2 separate regions of the Homo sapiens genome follow, and region 1 is linked to region 2. The links are chromatin contacts, found by Hi-C or POLR2A ChIA-PET in ENCODE. All regions are on one chromosome and are shown on one strand. Each heading gives the region's core, a stretch centred on a gene start or an enhancer-like site at or near the end of the contact. The rest is flanking DNA. Distances are from core to core; before and after follow the strand shown.

Region 1 (5,132 bases), core at 22-2,521, 420 kb before region 2:
AGAGTCTTGCTCTGTCGCCCAGGCTGGAGTGCAATGGCGTGATCCCGGCTCACTGCAACCTCTGCCTCCTGGGTTCAAGCAATTCTGCTGCCTCAGACTCCCAGGTGTCTGGGATTAGAGGCATGTGCCACTACGCCTGGCTAATTTGTGTATTTTTAGTAGAGACGGGGTTTCATCATGTTGGTGAGGCTGGTCTCGAACTCCTGACTTCGTCATCTGCCCACCTCAGCCTCCCAAAGTGTTGGGATTACAGGTGTGAGCCACTGTGCCCAACCATTTTTTTTTTCTTTTTTAGAGATGGGGTCTCCCTATGTCGTCCAGGCTATAGAACAGCCCCTTTTTTCATGTTACTGGCTTATTGAAGAGACTGGGCTGCAAGATAATATTTCTAGGAGTGTGTGATTCCAGATGCTGCCAGGGAGAAACATACAGTGGGGACTGAAAGGCCTCTGTCAGATTTGAGCATTTGGGAGAATGTGGGTGGCCTTAAGCAGCCTCCTCTTCAGAGTCTTGGGAGGGATGCTTAGGCACTCCAGGGCTAGGAGGTCAGGCGGCTGATGGCAAGGTACCTCTGCTGACCATCCCTGTTTAGCCATGGGTCATTTAACTACTGTGGCCATACGATTTTCTCCTTGTCACTACCACATCACTAATTACTGCTGCTGTTGGTTGAGAGTTTACTTTGTGTCAGGTACTGCTTTGATCATTTGAGATACATTTTTTTTCATCTAATTTTACCCATAACCTTATGAGGTGGGTGTTATCCCAATTTCACCGTAATCTTATAGATGGGGACCCAGACTCAGAAAGTAGTAAGCTGCTCCTTGTTCTTACTATTGATACATAGTGGTGCCAGGAGTTGAACCCGGACCTGTCTGACCCCAGCACTCTCCAAAGTCACATTCCCCTGACAAAGGGCCCTTTGTCTCTGAACAGGAGGATGAGAGGGGATTAGGAGCCAGGCATGGTGGCTTTTCTAACTGACCTAGAAGGGGACCTGTGTGGAGATTGTGGCACCCTTGGCCCAAGCGTGAGGAATATAGAAACCTAGAGGGAGTTTGGGCCCAGATTATAGAATTCGAGGAACAAGTGTTTACTGTATTTGGAATTTCAGGGCAGATATGAGGAGTGATCCCAGGCCGGGGAACCAGGGACATTTGAGTGTCAGGTCCCTGAGTCCAGAGAGTATGGACTCTGTTTTTAGGAGCCTGGGAGAGAGGGAAGGTGACAGTGACCAGTGATGAAAGTGATGTGGGCCTGGCTCAGAAGTGGCCTCTGGTGGTCAGGGCTGGCGCCTGCAGGCCAGCTCTCGGGTACTGGTCTCATGGGGGTACTACTTCTGTCTGGGAGGTAGGGACAGTGCAGATCTGAGGTGCTGGGACAGGGTATAGCCAAGCAGTGAGGCCCCATCCCAAATGTGCAAGGCCTAGGATGGGAGTGCGGGGCACAGACAGGAGGGAACCAGAGTAAAGAGACTTCCTCTGGTCAGCCCAGGTGTCTCCAGTATATGCTTCAGGCTCTGGGCCTCAAATACCACTCCAGGCCAAGAGGGCTTGGCCAGCATGAAGCAATTAGTCCAAAAATGGGCCTTAAGTATACCTTCCCTGCCCAGAAGGCACCTGTGTCTGTGGGCAGCGGGCTGGTGGGCTCAGGCTGAAGCAGGACCCAGAGCATTGCTGACGCTGTGGGCCCCATGGCCTATGTCCTACAGGCTGGGGTTGCTGGGCCCCTCTGACCTTAGCTTGTACCCACTACCCCCACCTCATCTGTGAGGACTGACCAGGCCTCTCTCCCCAGGGCTGCATCGTAATCCGATACACAGCCCCGTGGCACATGGTCTTCTTCTCCGAGTCACTGGGTATCCCTTCACTTCGTGTTTTGGCCCAGAAGCTGCTCGAGCTGCTCTTTGATTATGAGATTGAGAAGGAGCCCCTGCTCTTCCATGTCTTCAGCAACGGTGGCGTCATGCTGTACCGCTACGTGCTGGAGCTCCTGCAGACCCGTCGCTTCTGCCGCCTGCGTGTGGTGGGCACCATCTTTGACAGCGCTCCTGGTGACAGCAACCTGGTAGGGGCTCTGCGGGCCCTGGCAGCCATCCTGGAGCGCCGGGCCGCCATGCTGCGCCTGTTGCTGCTGGTGGCCTTTGCCCTGGTGGTCGTCCTGTTCCACGTCCTGCTTGCTCCCATCACAGCCCTCTTCCACACCCACTTCTATGACAGGCTACAGGACGCGGGCTCTCGCTGGCCCGAGCTCTACCTCTACTCGAGGGCTGACGAAGTAGTCCTGGCCAGAGACATAGAACGCATGGTGGAGGCACGCCTGGCACGCCGGGTCCTGGCGCGTTCTGTGGATTTCGTGTCATCTGCACACGTCAGCCACCTCCGTGACTACCCTACTTACTACACAAGCCTCTGTGTCGACTTCATGCGCAACTGCGTCCGCTGCTGAGGCCATTGCTCCATCTCACCTCTGCTCCAGAAATAAATGCCTGACACCTCCCCACAACCTGCAATCTGTCGGGCACTCTTCTCGTTCAACTCCCTGTAGCCCTTTGGGACTTTGCGGTCCCCTAAGTAGAAAATTCCTATGGGCCTGTCTCCTGGGGGCCTCTGTCTGCTGGTGGTCTGCTTACCACAGAATCCTAAGGGGCAGGAGTGCCTGGGCATGTGTCTGTGGGAGCCTTGCAGTCAGTTGTGTTTGGACAAGTGCAACAGTCAGGCTGCTGATTCCTGTGGCATGCAGGCTGTAGAGGTTGACAAATGGAGGGGGGTGTTGAGGGTGAGCCCTAGTTGATTTTTTAAAATTTAAACTCTGGTAAGAACATTTAATATGAGACCTACTCTCTTTTTTTCTTTACTTATTTATTTATCTATTTATTTCAAGACAGGGTCTCACTCTGTCACCTAGGCTGGGGTGCAATGGTGCAATCATGGCTCACTGCAGCCTCAACCTCCCAGGCTCAAGTGATCCTCCCACCTCAGCCTCCCAAAGTGCTAGGATTACAGGCATGAGTCACCGCGCCTGGCCAAGATCACCTAACAAAATTGTAAGTGTGTACGATACTTAAAATTTAAGAGATTATGTGCACGGCAGACCTCTAGAACTGAATAGTCTTGCATCTTGCATAATTCAGAACTTCATCATCTTGCATAACTGAAACTTTGTGCCTGTTACCAGAGTTGAGTTTTGATTCCTTGAATGGAAGGTGACCTTTGTGGGGAGATGCCAGAGGGAAGGTATATCGGTCAGGGGTAGCGTCAGGCTGCGGATAGGGGCTATGATCTTTGCTCCAGCAGGGCGAAGCCCTACAGTGTAAAGTACCATTCACATGGCTCCCACTTGGCAGTTCACTCAGAGAGGCTCCTCTGACCCCATTGCCTGGGAGTCTGAGGTAGAAGCCAGATGAGGAGCTGAGGTTAGGGGCCTGCCTGGCTCTACCACACTTTGCTAGGAAGCCGCTGGGTCTGGGAAAGTTGCAAGCTGAAAGTTGCCAGAGACAGTGGGGGGCAGGAAGGCAGCAGCATTGTAACAGGAGCTGGGATGAGCTAACTCCCAAGCCCTAAAGACCAGAACCAGGGTAAGGGGATTTGGGCTGAAATAGCAAACTCCTTCATCTTCTGGAAGGGAGACCCACTTAGATACTCTCTAGGCAGAAGAGGTGAATTCAGCCTGATAGTTCAGTATCATTGATCATTCTAGAAGTCACTACTGCACAATGTTGGCATATAGTAGGTATTCAATAAATATTTGATTGAATGAGCTTACCGTGGTGATCACGGGGCTTAGGGGGCAGTGAAGGAGATGGCTAGAAAAGCTCTGGATGGGAGCTGACTCTTGGGGATGATGGATCCTTTGTCCCCAGAGCCGCGTTCTGTCTGCATCCCATCAGTCCTTGGTGAGTCCCCACTATGGTGGCAGGGATTCCCATGCTGTGTGGCTGCATTCCTAGCCATGGCCAACAGGTGGCAGTGCAGCCTGTGCCATGAGACAGCTCAAGGCTCCCACAGCAGGGCGGGCTTCAGTGGAATGCCCTCACTCTGGGTTAATGGCCCCTTTTAGAGACCATATGGCCCCCAGGGTGGCAGTAACCAGCCATCAAGGACCTACTGAGTCCAAGCTTGTGGGAGGGGAGACTAAAGACATCAAAGAAGTCGGCCTGACAGGAACTGGGCATTAAGAGCCTCCTCTTCATCTCTCCGTTGCCCTCACCTACCCACTCTTCTCTTCCAAACCTGTTTCTTTCCCAAACCCTCAGCCATCGCTGGAGCTGTTCCACCCGCCTCGACAGAGGCTGTGTACATCCCCAGGATCCCTGTGTTCAGGATATTGGGTGCCATCAAACTGGGCGTGGAGCTGTGAAGGGCCTTTGCTGGGCTCCAAGGGGGACTTGTCTGTGCTTCATCTGGGTGCAAAGGGTGGCAGGAGCTGCCAACTGGACCCAATTCTGAGGAATTCACTGTGGGTATCCCAGAGAAAATGGGCAACTAAGGCTGGGGATTTGGGCAGATGGGCCTGGTGTGCAAGGTGTCAAAGCAAGTCTGGAGTCATGGGGCTACTCTGGGGCCTTGACTGTTTTTCTCCAAACAGCTTTCTGTTGTGGGTGAAGACTTACATGTAACTTTTAGCACCTGCCTGGGAGGCATCTAGGAAGCTGAGCTACCTCACTGGCAGTGGGGAGCTGTGGGGGTCAAAGTGCCATCTCTCCAGCCTTGGTTCTCTGAGCACATGGGAGACTTGAAGGTCCATCCTGGATAATAGGGTTTCCATTCTTTCCATTTGAGAATCTAGGCAGTAGCTACACTGGGATGATGGTCACTAGAGATACATTTGGAGAATAGAACAAAAGCCTGGGAGGCTGATAGGGTGATCCCACTGTGGTCTCTGGTATGTTTCAGGGGACCAGAAAGGGATAGAGGCCTGGGGCTTGTGTTTGTACCCAAGCTTGTGGCCACTCCTAGCCTAGGTTGGGGGATAGAGCTTGCATCCCCTCTGTACCCCCAAGCTCTGACCTCTTCTGTGATTAATGAGCTGACGATTCTGCATCGATAAAGAATTAACCTAGAGCCCCTACCCATCAATAGTCAGGAGCCCAGATCCCCAGCCCCACCCCCCTCCAAACCAAATGCTCCACG
Region 2 (4,994 bases), core at 239-2,738:
CAAACCATCGCAGACTTAAATGACAAAGAAATCAGAAAGACAGATCAATGCCGGCCAAATTAGCACTTGCAGATAGACTCTGCGGGGATGTCAGCGCCCTGACCCCTGGTGATCTTGCAGCCTCCACTGCTGATATTATGCAAATTGCATCCATCTGGCAGGACCCGCGTGCTGGCTGCTCCTACTCAGAGGAGTAATGGGCTGGGGGTGGGTGGGAGTGTTAGAGCAAGAGTCAGTGAAGTGTGTGCATGTGTGTGCATGTGTGAGCATGTGTTTGAGTGTGTGTGAGGGCGTGCGGTGCCCACCAAGCACTGGGCGGTGATTGAGTGATTGACAGGGCAGATAAGGGACTGCATTGGATTCCTGTGGGCTGGGGGATTAGGAGCAGCCACAGATGGGAGATAACCGGACTTCATTTCAGTTTATTTTCCTCCTTATCCCCTCTCCCCACCTTCACTCCCTGAAAACACAATATCTGTAGTTTGTGTTTTCATCAATATTTGCAAGTCATTACCACTGGTTTAAGGTGAGAGACAATGTCAGGGCCCAGACCAGGCCAGCCCCTCCCCCAGTTCCTGGTACCCTGAGAATCAATCCCTAGAGTGGCACAGACAGCCTTCACTCCAGTGGCATTCACAGCAGCCCCTCCTTTCAGGCCCACAGTACTCATGGGACAATCCACACTTCATGGGCCAGCCCTGCTGACCTACCCCATCTGACCTAATGCCAACTGACATTCCTTAAGCTGGGCCCTGCCCTTCCACCTGCAGCTACTGTGGGACATCCCTCCCTATGCTTTGGCTCCAGCATAGGTGCTCTGTCCTCAGTATTAGCTGTGCCCCCTGGGGCTGCCCCTACCCTTCTGCAGGGTTCTGGACCCTTCCTCTTAGCTCCTCCCATCCTGGACACTACTGACCAGGCCTAGGCCCCACTGGGCAAAGTGGGGCCTGTGGCCTGCAGAGAGGGGAATTTGTTTGGTCTGGTCTGAATCACACCAGTGTCATTCTACATTTGCTGAGGGCCAGGTATTAGTACAGAGGGCTTTATATCTGTTCTCTCATTGAATTCTCAAACCCCGTGATAAGGGCTGTCATCTCTACTGGATGTGAGGAAACTGAGGGTCCAGAAGGTTGTCATGACCGATTGCTGCTCAGCAAGGAAGTGAGAGAGCAGGAATTTGAACATATCTCTCCTAGTCTAGGGTTGGAGTTCTTCACCACCACGAGTACTGCTTTCCTTCCATTCCACCAGCTGCAGACACGCGACATGTCACCACGCCTGGATCCATTTAAGAGAGCCATCCTTGTACCGTAGGCAGAGAAGTTCATTCAGCTACTAGCCTGTGAACACAGACCCTGACTCAAACCTCCTACTAGGCTAAACCAGCCCAAGCCAGGCTGAACCAGGCCAAAGGGGACTGGAATCAAATAGGCCCTGCTCTCAGGAGCTGTGTGTCTGAGACAGTTGGGCTGTAGCAAGAAGGACACACAGAGGACAGAATGTACCCAGCAGCTGAGCCAGCGCAGAAGTGTGTCCCAGCACACGGCCTCTAGGCCCATGTAGCTCAAGGAGGGGCTGGTGTAGCCCAAGCCAGCCTGCTGTGGTGGCTGAGGGTATAGCTGTCCCAGAGGCCCCTCCAAAACTGGGTCCCTGCTGTACCCTCCCACCAGGCAGGGCTGGGAGCTGGGAGTGCTGGAGACATGTCCAGGGACACGTGTGCAAGGGGAGCTTGTCCTAATGAGGAGAACATGGCTGCTAGTTAGGCAAGGGGCGGGCGGGGAGCCGCAGAGCTGATTGAAGGCAGGGGCAGGGGTCAGACAATTAGGCCCAGATCCTGCCGTTTGATGTGAGTTCTGAGGCCTCAAAGCCTCCCTTCAGCCGGCTCCCTCCACTCCCTCCTCTCCCTCCTCTCCCTCCTCTTTCCTTTCTTCTGCCCAAAGACAGGAAGGATGGAAACGCTTACACTCACTGTTACTATTATTAAACGCTGTGGCAGGCCAGCCAGACCCCAGGATTCCTGCCCACAGGGGGCACCCCAGGCCCCCAGGAGGTTCCTTGGGCCCCAGAGGGAACATCTGGCAAGAGGCCAAGGCCAGGCCAGCTGAGCCCCAGGGCAGGGTAACCCTGCCCCTCTTGCTTCTGAGGCAGGAGAGTGAATGGGGCCTCCCAGCAGGAATTTGGGCTCTGGACTCTGGGCTCTAGGGGCCATATCCCAGGCCTGCATTAACCATCACCTCCTGCAGCCGCTTAGTTCTTTTCTATCCTGGCCTGGGGCTGAGGGTTGAGGGTGTGATTCATTCACACTCATATCCCATCACACAGTGATCTGCAGCAGTCACATCAAGACCTTTTGCCACAAGATGGAGATAATGCAGAGTCTTGCAGCCCCACAGCAGTGTCACACACCCCAAAGCAGACCCCCACACCAGATATCATAGCCACACATACCATCACAGGCCATACCCACAGGGTCTTGCACATAAGCACCTACTGTCCCCTGCCACAGGGCCCTGAGTTCTTAAGCCCCTCTCCCAGAATAGCTAAGAATAGCAGTTAGATCTTATGTCCAGGGCTGGGGGTTACCAGGCCCCTTCCAGTCTCCCACCCTAGGAAATAAGCCTAGAGAGTTGGTAGTGACCAGGGAGTGGGAGGAAGCTGGATTGGGGGGGGGAGGGGGCAGCAGTGGGGAGAGGGAGGGTGGGAGCAGAGATAAATGTTAGCTCATTTCTTCCGTAATTAGTTACTCCCTCATCCCCGCGTTGTAATTGTGAACAAGCTGTAATGTTTAATTAGTCTGTAAATGAAACCCCAATTTCATAATGGCCTGGCTGACAGGGCTAAGTGAGCAGGGGAGGAGGAGGAGGGGACTCTTCCTCCCCTCCTCCTGCAGGGTAGATGCAGGCTGTGGGATCACTTCCTTTTCCTTTCAGCCCCAGTCTGGCCTCTGTGGGGGGAGGCTATGTGATGGGGTTCAGTCCTATACTCTCGCTGTGAATATCCCTTCCATGGGCCCATCTTACCAGAGGAAGGGGAGAGGAGGCTCTCAGGCATCCTTCCTGCCTCCCCGTCACTCTTGGGTTGGGATAGGACAGTCAGCCCAACCCAGATGCTTCTGGTGGGAGAAGCTGACTCCGGTGGCCAGGCCTTGTGATCTCCGCAACGATGATGCTTCTTCCCTAAAGGCCTTTGCTTGGAACCTGGCACCTCAAGATCTGGCCCTATACACCGAAAGGAGCCGGTGATTGGTTTAGGCCCCTCCCCGACCTGTCCCGTCCCACTGCTAGGCGGGATCTAGCCCTGCGCTGACACCCAGGCCGGCCCTTACTCTCCGCAGGGATTATCACTGCAGCCTGCGATAAACCGGAGCTGCCGCAGGGGGGAGCCCCTGGCCCCGCGGCTGCCTCATTGGTCTCTCCCTGTCTCCCCCACAACATCCTCATTGCCTGCACACGCCCCCGCCCCGCCTGCCGCAGCCATAAATCTCAATTTACGAGGGTGGCTCTGGTGGGGGAGGGAGGCAGCACCGCTAATGATGGCTCCTCAGCTGGATTTTTCATGGTGCACAGTCATAAATTTTTAAGAACAGCATGGGCAGCACGTTAGCGAGTTATCGAGGCTGCCTCCGTGCTGGCTGCCTGGCTCCAAGAGAGAAGAGCAGAGGCCGCGTAGGGCCGAGGAGGTATTCTGGGGCAGGGGTGAGGCAGGGCACCCAGAGGAGTCTAAGGCCAGGGTAAGAGGGCCAAGCAGACGGGCTAGGGCTACAGTGAGCCTGTGCACAGGACAAGGTAGTGCTGCCGGCCGCCGGGAGCCAAGGCCAGGCACGTGGGTGGGATCAGGCACGTGGGCATGCAGACCGTGGCCTTCGGGAGCCCCTGATGGATGCCTCTGCTCCAAGACTTGACACCATGATGTACAGGGAGCCTGGAGACGTATGGATTTTCAAAGTGGCCACTTTGAATAGAAATACAAACCCTGAGCATGTGCACAGTGAGGCCTCTGCCCTGGCAGAGCTGCACCTAGTTCATAAACCAGGTGCCTTTTAGGATTGTTCTAGAGAGCTAGGGTGCCTGGGGAAATGCCCACAGAGGGAGCATATCTTGATATGCTGGAGCCTGGAGCTGGGCTGACCTCATTCAGTTTAAGGCTCATGCCTTCAAGGTTGAGTGGTACTAGGTAAGTCATTCACTATGGGATGTTTCTTCCTCTTGAAAATGGGGTTGATGCTGGCCTCTAACTGTCAGGCTCACTGGAAGCAAGAACTGTAAAATCTTTGGCCCATATTTGCTCCTTCATCTATTTAAATTTCTAGAAAAGTTTCTGAGTGAAGTGTCTGGGAAAGAGATCATTGTGGGAGATGATGGAGCCTTCCCTGTGTTTAGTCATTCATTCAGAAAATGTTTGCTGAGGTCTTCTGGGTGCCCAGGCCAATACCAGGGCTTCAGAGGTGAGAGATGCTCCTTTGTGGGAGGTGAAGTGAGCACTTTTGGCTGAGGCACGTCAATGTTGCCAGCCGTGTTCCTGGTTCTACCATAGGGTTGAGGTGCCAGATCCAGCCCTGTTCTTCCATGGAAGCACCTAAGCCTTCAGGATGCTGAGAAGCTCACGCAGGTCTTCTCACAAGTCCCCGGGCCAGGCGCTCCCCTGAGTCCCCTGACCAGCCCATTTGAGGGTTAATGCCCTTGACTACCTCAAGGGTGGGCAAGAAGAGCAAGTAGGACTCCTGGAGTCCCTGGAGGAGGTGGGCCTAGCACGAGGGACAGCCTTAGAAGGCCACAAGCACAAGATCAAGAAATCACCAGTTGCTCAAGTTGGCAGAGGTAGTGGGAGTGCATGTTTTGGAGGTGGTGAGTGAAAATCCTGTGTTCAGGAGGGCTCCATGGTGACCCATCAGGACAGCTTGATCATTTTGGCGGAAGAGTGTCCCCACTCTGAGCCTTGTCAGCTTAGGGGGAGTCCCTGTCTACTTGGGCACAGACTCACAGCCTCTGTCCTCT

What was found. A loop is a pair of places that touch in the nucleus more often than their neighbours do. ChIA-PET counts read pairs that join two places held with the same protein, here RNA polymerase II (POLR2A). Pooled maps may share reads with other maps.
Region 1: a loop to region 2 is called in a pooled map, with 6 times the contacts of the local background. The contact joins two enhancer-like sites. A Hi-C loop is called at or near these places in 6 of 168 maps with a recorded cell type or tissue (IMR-90, aorta, body of pancreas and 1 more) and 9 of 50 pooled maps. POLR2A ChIA-PET finds 5 or more read pairs at or near these places in 4 of 52 experiments (AG04450, BJ, Panc1 and 1 more).

What each region holds. Positions count from the first base shown.
Region 1 is chr1:44,651,875-44,657,006 of GRCh38, reverse strand. TMEM53 (transmembrane protein 53) reads left to right here. Exons shown (of 3, transcript NM_024587.4): 3 at 1,798-3,760. The coding sequence ends at 2,448. Among named protein-coding and RNA genes, the nearest start is that of SNORD145, 17 kb to the left of the region's middle. Within about 2 kb of position 1,271, at least 2 of the 41 ENCODE cell types and tissues checked have a DNase peak (open chromatin) inside an H3K27ac peak, as active enhancers do.
Region 2 is chr1:44,236,709-44,241,702 of GRCh38, reverse strand. The region is part of intron 8 of ERI3 (ERI1 exoribonuclease family member 3); the gene reads left to right. The region is part of intron 2 of ERI3-IT1 (ERI3 intronic transcript 1); the gene reads left to right. Among named protein-coding and RNA genes, the nearest start is that of ERI3-IT1, 5.1 kb to the left of the region's middle. RefSeq lists enhancers at 359-987, 988-1,616, 3,027-3,670. Within about 2 kb of position 1,488, at least 16 of the 41 ENCODE cell types and tissues checked have a DNase peak (open chromatin) inside an H3K27ac peak, as active enhancers do.